Regions from separate parts of the Homo sapiens genome. Here region 2 is linked to region 1. A link is a loop called in an ENCODE intact Hi-C map of the cell type or tissue named here. Cell type or tissue: heart left ventricle. All regions are shown on one strand. Links, peaks and the distances in the headings refer to the core of each region. The heading gives the core; the rest is flanking DNA. Region 1 overlaps LOC101927434 (a long non-coding RNA gene). Region 2 has its middle 370 kb from the start of ADGRL2.

Region 1 (5,387 bases), core at 148-5,147:
TTTCAATTCATGGGATCTATTTTCCATAAGTTTTCCAAATGGACATTCTTAAAAGAACAACTTACAGTTTGATTGATTGATTGATGTGCTAGAAGAACTAAAATTTTAAAAAGCTATATGTTTCAGAAGTATTTTAAAGGAGGTAGTCATACTCAAAGATATTTGAAATGCAGAGGCTGTTCATTCACACCTAGATCTTAATTTCCTATTTTTTTCAACTCAGACCCAGCATTCTTTAGACATTATAGGCAGACTATACACTTATGATGTATACATAAGTGCACATAATCACAGCATTTGGTTGTAACAAACTAGTTTTACTAAAATGGAAGATTTAATAGATGAAATGAGGAAATATGTCAATGTAATAGCATATTAGATTTTGCAAATGAGCTATTCCTAAGGCAACATGCATTGCTTTGCTTTTATATTTCCACAATCATTTGTTCACTTGACAGCTAACATTCAGAATCCATCTTTGATCTTGGAGGACTTGTACAAATCAAAGTATAATAAATCCTTACACTTGGGGACTCAAGGTGACACTCGACAAAAGCTGTCTTCTGAAAGAGTCCTTGGCCTGTTGGATACACAGATCTTCCTCAAGACCTGGTGTCAGGGCTAGTCTTTAGCAGACTTGAAAAGAGGAAAAACCTGTCCTTAGGGCTTTCAACATTACTGTGTGCCCCATTTCCTATCAAGCATCTGGGACCCAAAAATTCTAGTTTCCACCTATTGAGGATTTATTATGTGACACACACTTACATGTATTATTTCTGATCCTTACATCAACTTGCAGGATCAGAATTTCATCCTCATTGCATAGAAAATGAAGCTCAATGAGTCTCAGTACATCTTCTAAGAGGCAGAGCTGGGTTTCAACCTTGGGTCTGACTTCAAAGCCCCTCCTGAAGCCCATGACATCATCATGTCTCAGCCTGAGGCTTCCCTGTGGAGTTCACACCCAAACTTGTTCTTCCTGTTTTGACTCTAGATTCCCTTCCTGGAGCTTTGGCTTGGGACACTAATCATCTGAATATAGGCAGTAATGAATTTTTTTTTTTTTTTCTGTAAAGAGGGTAGAACGGAAAGCATATATGCTCCCACCTCTTCTATTGGCTTTTATTACAAATTCTATTTACTTTCTGATAGGGATACTTTGGAAATGATACCTTTACCCAGAGGAATTGTAACAGGATAAATCTCGAACAGCATGGCATATTGTTGATCAGGCAGACGACAGGACTGCCAACTCGGCGTGCTGCTAACATTAGCCATTTGTGTTGTGAAAACTCCTGTTAGCTTCTTAGAGCTACAAAGCCTGTGATGAGAAATTGTCTTTATTTTGCTTTGTGAATATCTGCCATTTGATTTTTACTTTCCAACATAAACTGACACCTCTTGGGCTTGTAACAGAATTTTTCCACTGTGAATAAGTCCCCGAAAGCACTCTGGGTTGGTAGAACAGCCCGATGTTCTGTTAAAAATCACTGGAAATTAATTTCTATTAAAGACCTAGCTTTGAAATTTACTGTGTTACTTTGGGAAAGCCACATCACCTCTCTACACCTTCAGCTATAAAATGGCTGTCATGAGGATCAAATGAGATTCTAGCTTTACAAAAGGCTTTGCAAATTGTTAAGAATTATACAAAAGTAAGGGCATTTCTGGGCATCATTTTGAATCCTATTCATTCCTTCCTGAGAAACAATCTTGCAATATAAGGCATTGACTGGCATCTTCCATCTGTGCTATCCTACCCTATGATACTCCTTGGATTTTCCCCTTAATTTACCTCTGCTCTGCCAATAATCAATATGGCAGGAGTTTCAAACATTTTCTCCTTGGATTTCCTAATTCAGACCAATGGCAAATCCTGAAGTTATTAGGTATCAAGGGCTCATTTATCAAATCCTTACAAAGAAGCTTTTCTTTTTGTAATTTTTTCCCTTTTCTATCTTAGCAGGTTATCTTTTGTAATCACTGATTACTGTGATTACTGTCTACTTGGGATAGAAGGCAGGGATTAACAGAACCATGTGAGGAAAGTTGAATGAAGATACCTCTCTCACTCATCCTTTCTTCCCATTTGCTTCTCACTTGGGGTAACAGGTACCTCTCATGCCCATTAGTCTGATTCTTTCTCTAAAAAGTACCTTAGTGCCCTCTACAGGTTGTGTGAATTTCTCATCCCGTGATCTTGTTTACATGTTATGCTTTCTCCCTTAGCTCTCTCCTAAAACCACTGGTGGCTAGGTTCTTCTCAATGGTGCCAGATTCCAGGAGGATTGCTTATTTATAGTATTCTCTGAAATGTATTTATCTAATGAGAGTATTGAAGAATATGGTGACTTCAATCTTGTGTGCAATTTGAGGGAGAGAATTGATCCCAACTATTTGGCATGTCAGTAGTTACTAGGAGACCATTTGCAGGTGATAAGCTACAGAAGACATCTGCAGGTGAGAAATCTGAAACTGAAAAAGGTCAAGTAACTTTGTAAGGCTTCCAAAACTATTTTGTGGTTGCAGAGCCAGAATCTAGGTCTCCCAGCATTTATTCGAGCATTCTTCCTTTCCTTTGTTTTGAATAGTTTCTTTTCCATATTTTCAAAAGTTTCTGTTTTGTCCTCCTGTTGTGTATCTCAAAACCTACCCCAAGGAGTTACAAACGTCATCCATTTGGCTTCAGTAGGTAACTGATGGATTAGGTCTTCCAGCATGTCAAAAGGATCTGCTTGGTAATACTAATCCAATTTGTAACCACATCCTGGTGCCGTTGCAAATGTCTCAGAGGTCAAAAGTAAAATTTAGTGAGAACTAGAAAGTGCAGCAAACATGGGAGAGGGCTCATTTCTTGATTTACTTGAAAGTTGCCTAAAGCAAAGCACTCCAACATACAACCTTGTAATGAGCTTTGGACTGCAAGGCAGAAATCTGTTGGCTTTTTCTAGCCTTCAAGACCTGGAAATTCTTGAACACCTTCTCAACCTTCTGTTTTTTGAAATGTCACTCACTCATTCCCAAATTAGTTGACATCATCAGCCTGGAGTTTATCTTGCTCACTCCAAGTGCAGAATGTCCACTGACTCAAATCCTTAATCATTCAAGAATTTGGGACTCACGAAAGTTTTTCTTCTTTGAGATTATTTAGAGATTTGGAATACAATTTGGATGAAAACAATGCTACATTTTAACCTGAATCCTTGGGGAAAAATAAAAACCTTGGAATACAATTATGTCCTGTAGATCAAAATTGAGAGTGAAAATACCTAGATACAAGTTCTGAGAGGATAACCCAAAGAGGACTTTGTGAAACTACTTAAAAATGGCAAGTCAACCACAAATCTATATTTGTTCAGCTTTTGGATTTCCTCTTGCTAAGTAATTTTAAAGCTACTTAACAGTATTTAATTGACATTTAACTCACTATTCTACTTGCTTCAAGTTTTTCATACTGAAGCGCTCACAATTATAACTTGCATATGAAAAATTACCTTAGCCTGATTTCCAAATGGCTGAAGAGTTTGATGTAATTTCTACTAGAATTCTGTAATATTGATGCAGCAGATGCTGGAGCAGCATTTTTCAGCTGTCAATTATGACCCTTTAGTAGGTCATGAAATCAATTTAGTTGATTGTGATTAGCATTAAAAAGAGTAAAAAAAGAAAGGAAGAGAATTGCACAGAACATAAGAAATTGAGTGCAAGTTAAGTATTGTTATGTGAAACTCTTTCTTCAGTTACGTGTGTAGTTGGATTGGGACATAAATTATATTTCTTGTGTGGGCTGTAGTCAAACTGAGAAACACTATTTTAGACTGCAGTGGGTAAGAGAAAGAACTCCTTCCCAGCTGTGTGAATCATTCTGAGACTTGATTTTCTACGCTGAAAATGTGTGTAATAAGACTTTCATAACAGGGTTGTTGTAAGAATTAAGTAAAACATAAAATAACATTGATGCACAGTATCTGACATAGTAAGAAGCTAATATTGTTATTTTGGTGGGAGTTATAATGAGAATTATTTGAAATCGTTTGAGATAGTAAATTAAAGCACTGACACTTATCCCTTAAATCAAGTTCCCTTGTTGCAAACTTCTACCTCCCAAGCACATAGCCCCTGGGAGGGAGAAGCTGGGAATTCCCAAGATTAGAACAAAGAAGCCATTGATCAGTTTTGAATCTCAAAAGCTGGCTCCTTTGACTTCTTTGCCAAGACAATAGTCATGAAATTTGGATTGTAAGAAAGAAAAAGATTTTCTAAATTCCTTTATTTCTTCTTTAACTATTGAGAAGCCGCCAGACAAATAATACTCGAGAGTCTTAAATGAAATAACAACAATACTAGCGAGTCTTAAATGAAAGTGAGGAAGAAGTCGGGAAATGCCTGGCTCCTCAGTTCCCACTGGATTCTTGGTAGAAGACAGAGAAATAGGAGAACATTGCTCCAGCTTCTCCAGTTTTCACCAATTCCTGGTGGTGGGGGTTGAGTGAGGGAAGGGTATAGAGATGTTCTAGAGAATTTGAGGGGAATGGTGAGGGGAAAGGGCCTTCTGCTCCTTCAAGAGGATGAGAAGCTATCGCTTTACAGGTTCCTTCTGCTTAACTACTGGGGGTTTTACATAAAATTAAATTCAGTGGTTTACTGTGGTTTTGTATAGAAAGATCTGAGTTTAACCCCTCAGAGTCTCCCTCAGCTCTTGCATGGTATGGTAGCTTTTCTGAGTGTCCTGTGAAACGAACCAGGGGCATCTGGCTGAAAGTAGGTGAAGGTCTTGCCTGGCAACTTTGCCAAAGCAGGTGGTCTAAAGAAAATGAAGCCATTCACGGTAGATAAAGATCCAGTTGGGAATCATTATTTTCAGCAAAAGTGGAGATGGGGGCTTGATCAACAAGGGGAGATGGCTATTGGGGCCCTGAAACACTGTAAGAATTGAGTGAACAAAACATGAATGAATATCACTAAAGGCAGTTTCTTGCAATGGAGGCTTCAGAATGCCTTGGGGATGGACAAGTCCCTCCTGAGATGACCACCTCTGGGAGAAGACCAGGCCGGGAGGACTTAGAGGACACCTCTTCAACTCCAGGACTCCACCTCCCCTAAGATTATGTGTACCTCACTCATTTCACATAATCCATGTAAATCCAGGTGGAGAGGCCGGAAATCTGACAAGTATTTCTCTTACTTGTTGAAGCACAAACTAAGTTACATAAAGAGATGGGTTGAATTGCCTAATAAGATTGAATCAACAATGTAACAGAAATAACTTTTCTAGACTGCCCAGTGGATGTGGAATTATGAAGAAGATCCAATCAATTAAAAAGAAATAAGCGCCATTTCTTGGCACATCTGGGCATGGTGTGAACACGTCTGTGATGTTCCTAATT
Region 2 (5,387 bases), core at 72-5,071, 110 kb after region 1:
CATAATATTTTTCTGGCTGTCTTGTCTTGATTTATAATTTGAATCTCCATAAATGATAATAGAGAGGGCAATTATCAAAGAAATGGGAAGGGCAATTATCATTAAATTGAAAACACATCACACATCCAACAGGATGAATGACTGAGCTAAAAACAGATTTTGTGGATCTTGCAACTGCTCCAAAAGAACTTAATGGAAGCAACTTCATCTCCCCACCTCCTCCAATTAACCAGATGACTTTGGATCTGTTTTTCTTTTTTTTCCTGGGATGATAACACAAGGCCTGTTAATCTAATCTGCCTGAAGACTGACACTACTTAGGACATGTAAATTTATGAGACTAAACCAGTTGCTGTTTGCCTAGTGTAAAAAAAAGCTTTCCTTTTTTTTGTAAAAACAGTAGAGAAAAATTAGTTCTCTTGTTTGTACATTTGTGATTCCAGGAGACTGCAGACACCCGTCTCATCTGTTCTTAACCTTCATGATGAATCTTTTTAAGTGAGGCAGCAACAGCGATTTTGTTCATGAGGTTAAATAATAGACTGGATAGTGAAATTCCCCTAAAAGACTTTTGCCTTGGTTGGATAAATTGAACAAATTATAATCCAGACTGTAGGGATTAGTTATCATTACTACAAATATGAAAGAAAAAGGTAAATGTTTATGAACACATTTTGTTGAGAATTCTTGCCATCTGGATTTACTATCGTAAGGAGTGGAATTATAGACATTCTCTGAAAGGGGTAAGGTGTGGAAAGAAGAAAGGAAAACTCCAAATCACTTTTGTCAGCACTTCTGTATAGGAAAAATAGCTATGGCATGAATGCCAATACGGTATCTGATTAAGAGATGAAGCCCTATATAATTGGATCCAATCAGGTCCTGATAGGTGACAACAAGAGTTTCTCCTTTTCACATAAGTGAGGTTCACTGAGCAGACCAGTCCCTGGCATACTGATCTTCCTAAAATGGATCATGGATCATAAAGGAACTAGAAGTGGAAGGATGGAAAGGCTCAGATAAATTTATTTTATATTGATTTCATCTGGGCCTCTGCTTTCCCCATATTGGTTCTTTATGCAGGCTATCACCTTCTATTGATTAATACATAACCAGACTAGGCTTGTTTACTTGGGAACAAAGAGCCATAAAGTGATCCCAGCACTCATGGCTATACGCTTAGTCACAGAGCCCAGACATTATGGTCATGGACAAAAAAGCGAGGAAAAAAAATAGTTCAAATGAAAGAAGGAAAGAAAACTAATATTTACTAACCACCTTTTGTCAGGTATGTTAGATAGATGTTATTTGAGTGTTGCCACCTATCTGGTATCAAACCCGTCAGTGAGTCCTATATTTGTAAGTCCCCTCTAGAACAAATTTTACCATGCTCTACCGTGATGTCGTCGGCAAGTACGTTCTCCTTCACTTTGGAGGACCGAGCCGTGTCTGCCCTGTGCTTCTTTGGTGTTTTGCTGATTGGAGAATTGAATATATGTTATACTGTCTACCTGACAGCAATATGCAACTTCAGTGCTGAATACTTTCCTTTTGAAGATGTATGATTCTTTTTTATTTTTTTGAGATGGAGTTTCGCTCTTATTGCCCAGGTTAAAGTGCAATGGCGTGATCTCGGCTCACCGCAACATCTGCCTCCCAGATTCAAGTGATTCTCCTGCCTCAGCCTCCCGAGTAGCTGGGATTACAGCATCCACCACCACGCCCGGCTAATTTTGTATTTTTAGTAGAGATGGGGTTTCTCCATGTTGGTCAGGCTGGTCTCAAACTCCCGACCTCAGGTGATCCACCTGCCTCAGACTCCCAAAGTGCTGGGATTACAGGCATGAGCCACCGCACCCTGTCTGAAGATGTATGATTTTTTATTCATCATTCTTTTTTCTAGCTTCCATCTTTCCCAGGTTCCAGAGAAATGTTTCAGTGTAAGAAATATTATTCAACAGTTTTTGCAAAGCAAGGAAACAGACAAAATTTCTGTTCAATGTATCCACTATGAATTTATATAAATATGTGTGTCTACCTACAAATTAACCATCTTGAATTAAATATATATAGTCCCGATGTTTTGAAGAAATGGATTGTTATATTTATTAGTTCATCTTGGCCTATAAGTTTATTTAAAAATACTAAGCACTCTAAAGAACAAAAAGTGGTTTCCCTTTTAAAATTTCTCAAAGTTCCAAGTGTTTTGAATTCATTGAACTCTCGACAATCAGCATCTGGTTGATTAAGTAATTTACATTTGGACATCCTCACAGAGAGATTGGAGGTGGGGGAATTCCCCTTGAATTCTGGGAAGTTGTTCTTTGGACATGATGTTTATTTCCTCTGATGTCACAGTTTCTCTTGATAAATGTAAACATTTATTTTTAACATGGTTGTTAAAACTTAGTGAATATTCAGTTCCAGTTCTTTTGTCAGTTGCTGGTGAAGCAGAAAGGTCAGTTTATGGGTCATTATACTCACAGATTGAATGTTGAGTTATTAAAAAGTAAATGTAATTTTATTTTAATATTTTTTAATGTGTTTGGAAACATAAGTGGAGTTTTTGAAAAACAGAAACTGTAAAGCTGTCTAACTTAATATAGAGTATAAGTAAAATAAAATTCATGTCAATAAAGTTTACCTATTATTAATACTTTCAGGGACTGGTACATTTTTATTAATTGTGTCCAGTACTTTTGTTGAAACCCTTTGTCAGCTGTATTTAATTCTCACAGGAGTCCCTTGCAGTGTGCCTTGTTGCCTGATTTCACAGATTTTACAACTCAGAGAAGTTAAAAAACTTTTCATGTCACACAGCAAGCAAACAGCGGAGCAGTGACTTAAGCCCAGTCTTGTCAGATTTGAAGGCCTGTGAATGACCACCTGCAGCTTCCCAATTTTGGTTGCAAGGTAGGCCTGGTAATATATTTTGTGCTTCCCCAGACAGCTGCAGTTAAAACTGCTTCATATGAGAGATGATACTCATTCTAATTTTTAATATATTTAAATAAATCATAATGTCAACCTCCCTGTTTGTAATCCTCCCTCACTCCCAATTTCTACAACCAAACATCCAAGATGTTTATTTCCTACAGTTTTGTATTCACTGGGTTCATTCACTTATTCACTAGTTCACTCATTAATTCAACACATATTTATGGTACCCTCATCAAGCACCAGACACTCTTCTAGGCCCTAGAAGAGCAGTTCCTATGGTAATGAAGTTTACATTTGGGTAGGAGAGAGAGACAATAAACACATACCGAGAGACAAATATAAAAAACAAGCAAAGTTGGATGGTGATAAATGCAGTGAAGAAACATAAAATAGAATAAGTACCCAGAAAATAATAAGTAACTTTCATTGAAAATACATTACATGTGTGACACATTGGTCTGAGTACATTACAAAGATTAATTTGCTTAATTCTCACAAAACTCTATGTGGTTAATACTGTATTTGTGGTAGATCAGGGATGGTATCAAATTATTTACTACTCCTCTAATTGAGATTGAGATGTGGAGTCTAATTCCTCTCCCTTTGAATCTGAGCTGGACTTATTGACTTGCTTGATGCATAGAGTGGGGCAGAAGAGATAGCATACTAGGTCCTGGCTTAGCCTTTAAATGAACTGGCAACATTGCCTTGTTCTTTTGGAACCCTGAGCTTCCACTAAAAAGTCAGACTAAGGCTTCCATGCTGTGGGAAAGCTCAGGCAACATGGAGAGGCCAGGTGTCAACAGAGTCCCAACACAGCTTCTAGCCTACAACCAGCATGTGAATGAATCATATTGTGGGGCCAGTCCCCTGAAGCCTTTACATGACTTCAGTTCCTGCTGCTATCTGACTGCTCCGGAATTATGAACCCTGAGTGAGGACAACCCAACAGAGTCCAGTCAATCCACGGAAAAGTGAGAGATAATAAGACATACTTCTTTCAAGCCATTAAATTTCAGGGTGCTTTATTATGCAGCAAAGAATAATTGGAACAATTATAATTTTCCTTTTACAAATGAGAAAACCAAGGGAAAGAAGGGTTAAATAATTTCCTTGCCGAAGGGTAGAATCTGAATTCAACCCAGACAGGCTGTCCTGCAAGCACCATTTTAAACTCTCCCCAAAACAGCCTAACCCTAGAGTAAGATCAGCTTTCACAGGGTGCTCCTGACTAAACTTGGCAGTTGCTGACTAGTTCACATTTTATGTTCTTCATTGAATCACAGTGGTTAAAACTCAGGGCACACTTCTCTTGGAATATAATCGCTTTCTCAAAGGGACCTTGAGGTGTCCTTGGACCTGAAGTATTATGTTGTCTATGACCTTTTGTGGATTGGAATCTTAAGAAAAATAAGGAGGACATGGAGGAGATTGACCTGCACTAATCTATAATCCTTTCATTGTGTTGTAAAATTATGAGAATTATTCAAGTAAAATAGGAAATCACATGACATTTTGATTAAATAAAAGAAAAAGAGTACAAAGTAATTCTCTTAAATTAAGAGCAAATAATTGTAACAAAATCAAATTTCTTGGCATACAAATATGTTACATCCCTTGTCTAAGGCAGATAATTTATATTGGGATGGGAAAGGAGTGACCGGATGTCTGTAGCCTGATAGCATTAAACAGTAAGTTGTTCAGCCAGATGTTCCTTCCTTAGCAAGGAAGGACACATAACTACAGGGTACCAGGCAAGCCCAAGGTACATATTTCCACAGACACTTTTTCCTCAGGGTATTTACAGTTCAGTTTAGCTCTTTCCACATTGAAACTCTGTATACACAACCATAGAACGGCCCATGATTGTACAAAGGAAAGACGTTTATAGATGCTGCACATTCCCCATGCCGCCCCAAGCCTTCCAAGGGAAGCTCCTGGTACTCTTGAAACTTTCCTGTCAGATGATTATACAATCCAGTGCCTTTTCCAAGCAGGAAATATGATGTTCCAACGACAGCTTGACCTCCTGTCTGAAAATGGGCTGGGGAGGGGAGCGGCGCCGAGGAGGGGGGCAGGAAGATGAAACAGGCATGGTCTCAGTATACTTAATTCATAGACCCAATCACAAACAAAAACAAGTTAATTTTGTTAAGAACTCATAATAACATTTCACTTATGACAAAATCCCAATCATTTATTCTCCTCTGGAGTACTTCTTATGCATCCTTGAGTTTTTAAAAGTTCAAGTGTTGCATAAAAAAATCAACATAATTACAGAAAACAGTCCTTAAACAAGAATATCCTGTTTTGTTTCCTGCATACGCACTGGGGTGGCTCATCTGAATCCTTGACAACATCCAACTCCAAGAAGAAAACATCAAGACAGCTTGCTGATCAAGGATTTTACATCCAACTCTTCAGCAGTAGGGCTGTTGGCCCTATGT

The links. Hi-C counts contacts between places; a loop is a spot of excess contacts. Peaks named below come from ENCODE experiments on the same cell type or tissue, not always from the same donor. Only the 100,000 strongest peaks of a DNase experiment are listed, where the experiment ranks them.
Region 2: it touches region 1 in a loop (2.5-fold over the local background); 3 of 110 quality-filtered maps call a loop at or near these places.

What each region holds. Positions count from the first base shown.
Region 1 is chr1:81,546,508-81,551,894 of GRCh38, reverse strand. All of the region lies in intron 1 of LOC101927434 (a long non-coding RNA gene), which reads left to right. It also overlaps a transcript of ADGRL2 not described here. Among named protein-coding and RNA genes, the nearest start is that of ADGRL2, 250 kb to the left of the region's middle. RefSeq lists a silencer at 2,079-2,238 and an enhancer at 3,782-4,561. In heart left ventricle, for the core only: a CTCF peak has its summit at 2,189 (motif pointing left); no DNase peak of the experiment used is centred there; H3K4me3 peaks cover 643 bases; H3K27ac peaks cover 384 bases.
Region 2 is chr1:81,432,291-81,437,677 of GRCh38, reverse strand. It overlaps a transcript of ADGRL2 not described here. Among named protein-coding and RNA genes, the nearest start is that of ADGRL2, 370 kb to the left of the region's middle. In heart left ventricle, for the core only: no CTCF peak of the experiment used is centred there; no DNase peak of the experiment used is centred there; H3K27ac peaks cover 2,860 bases.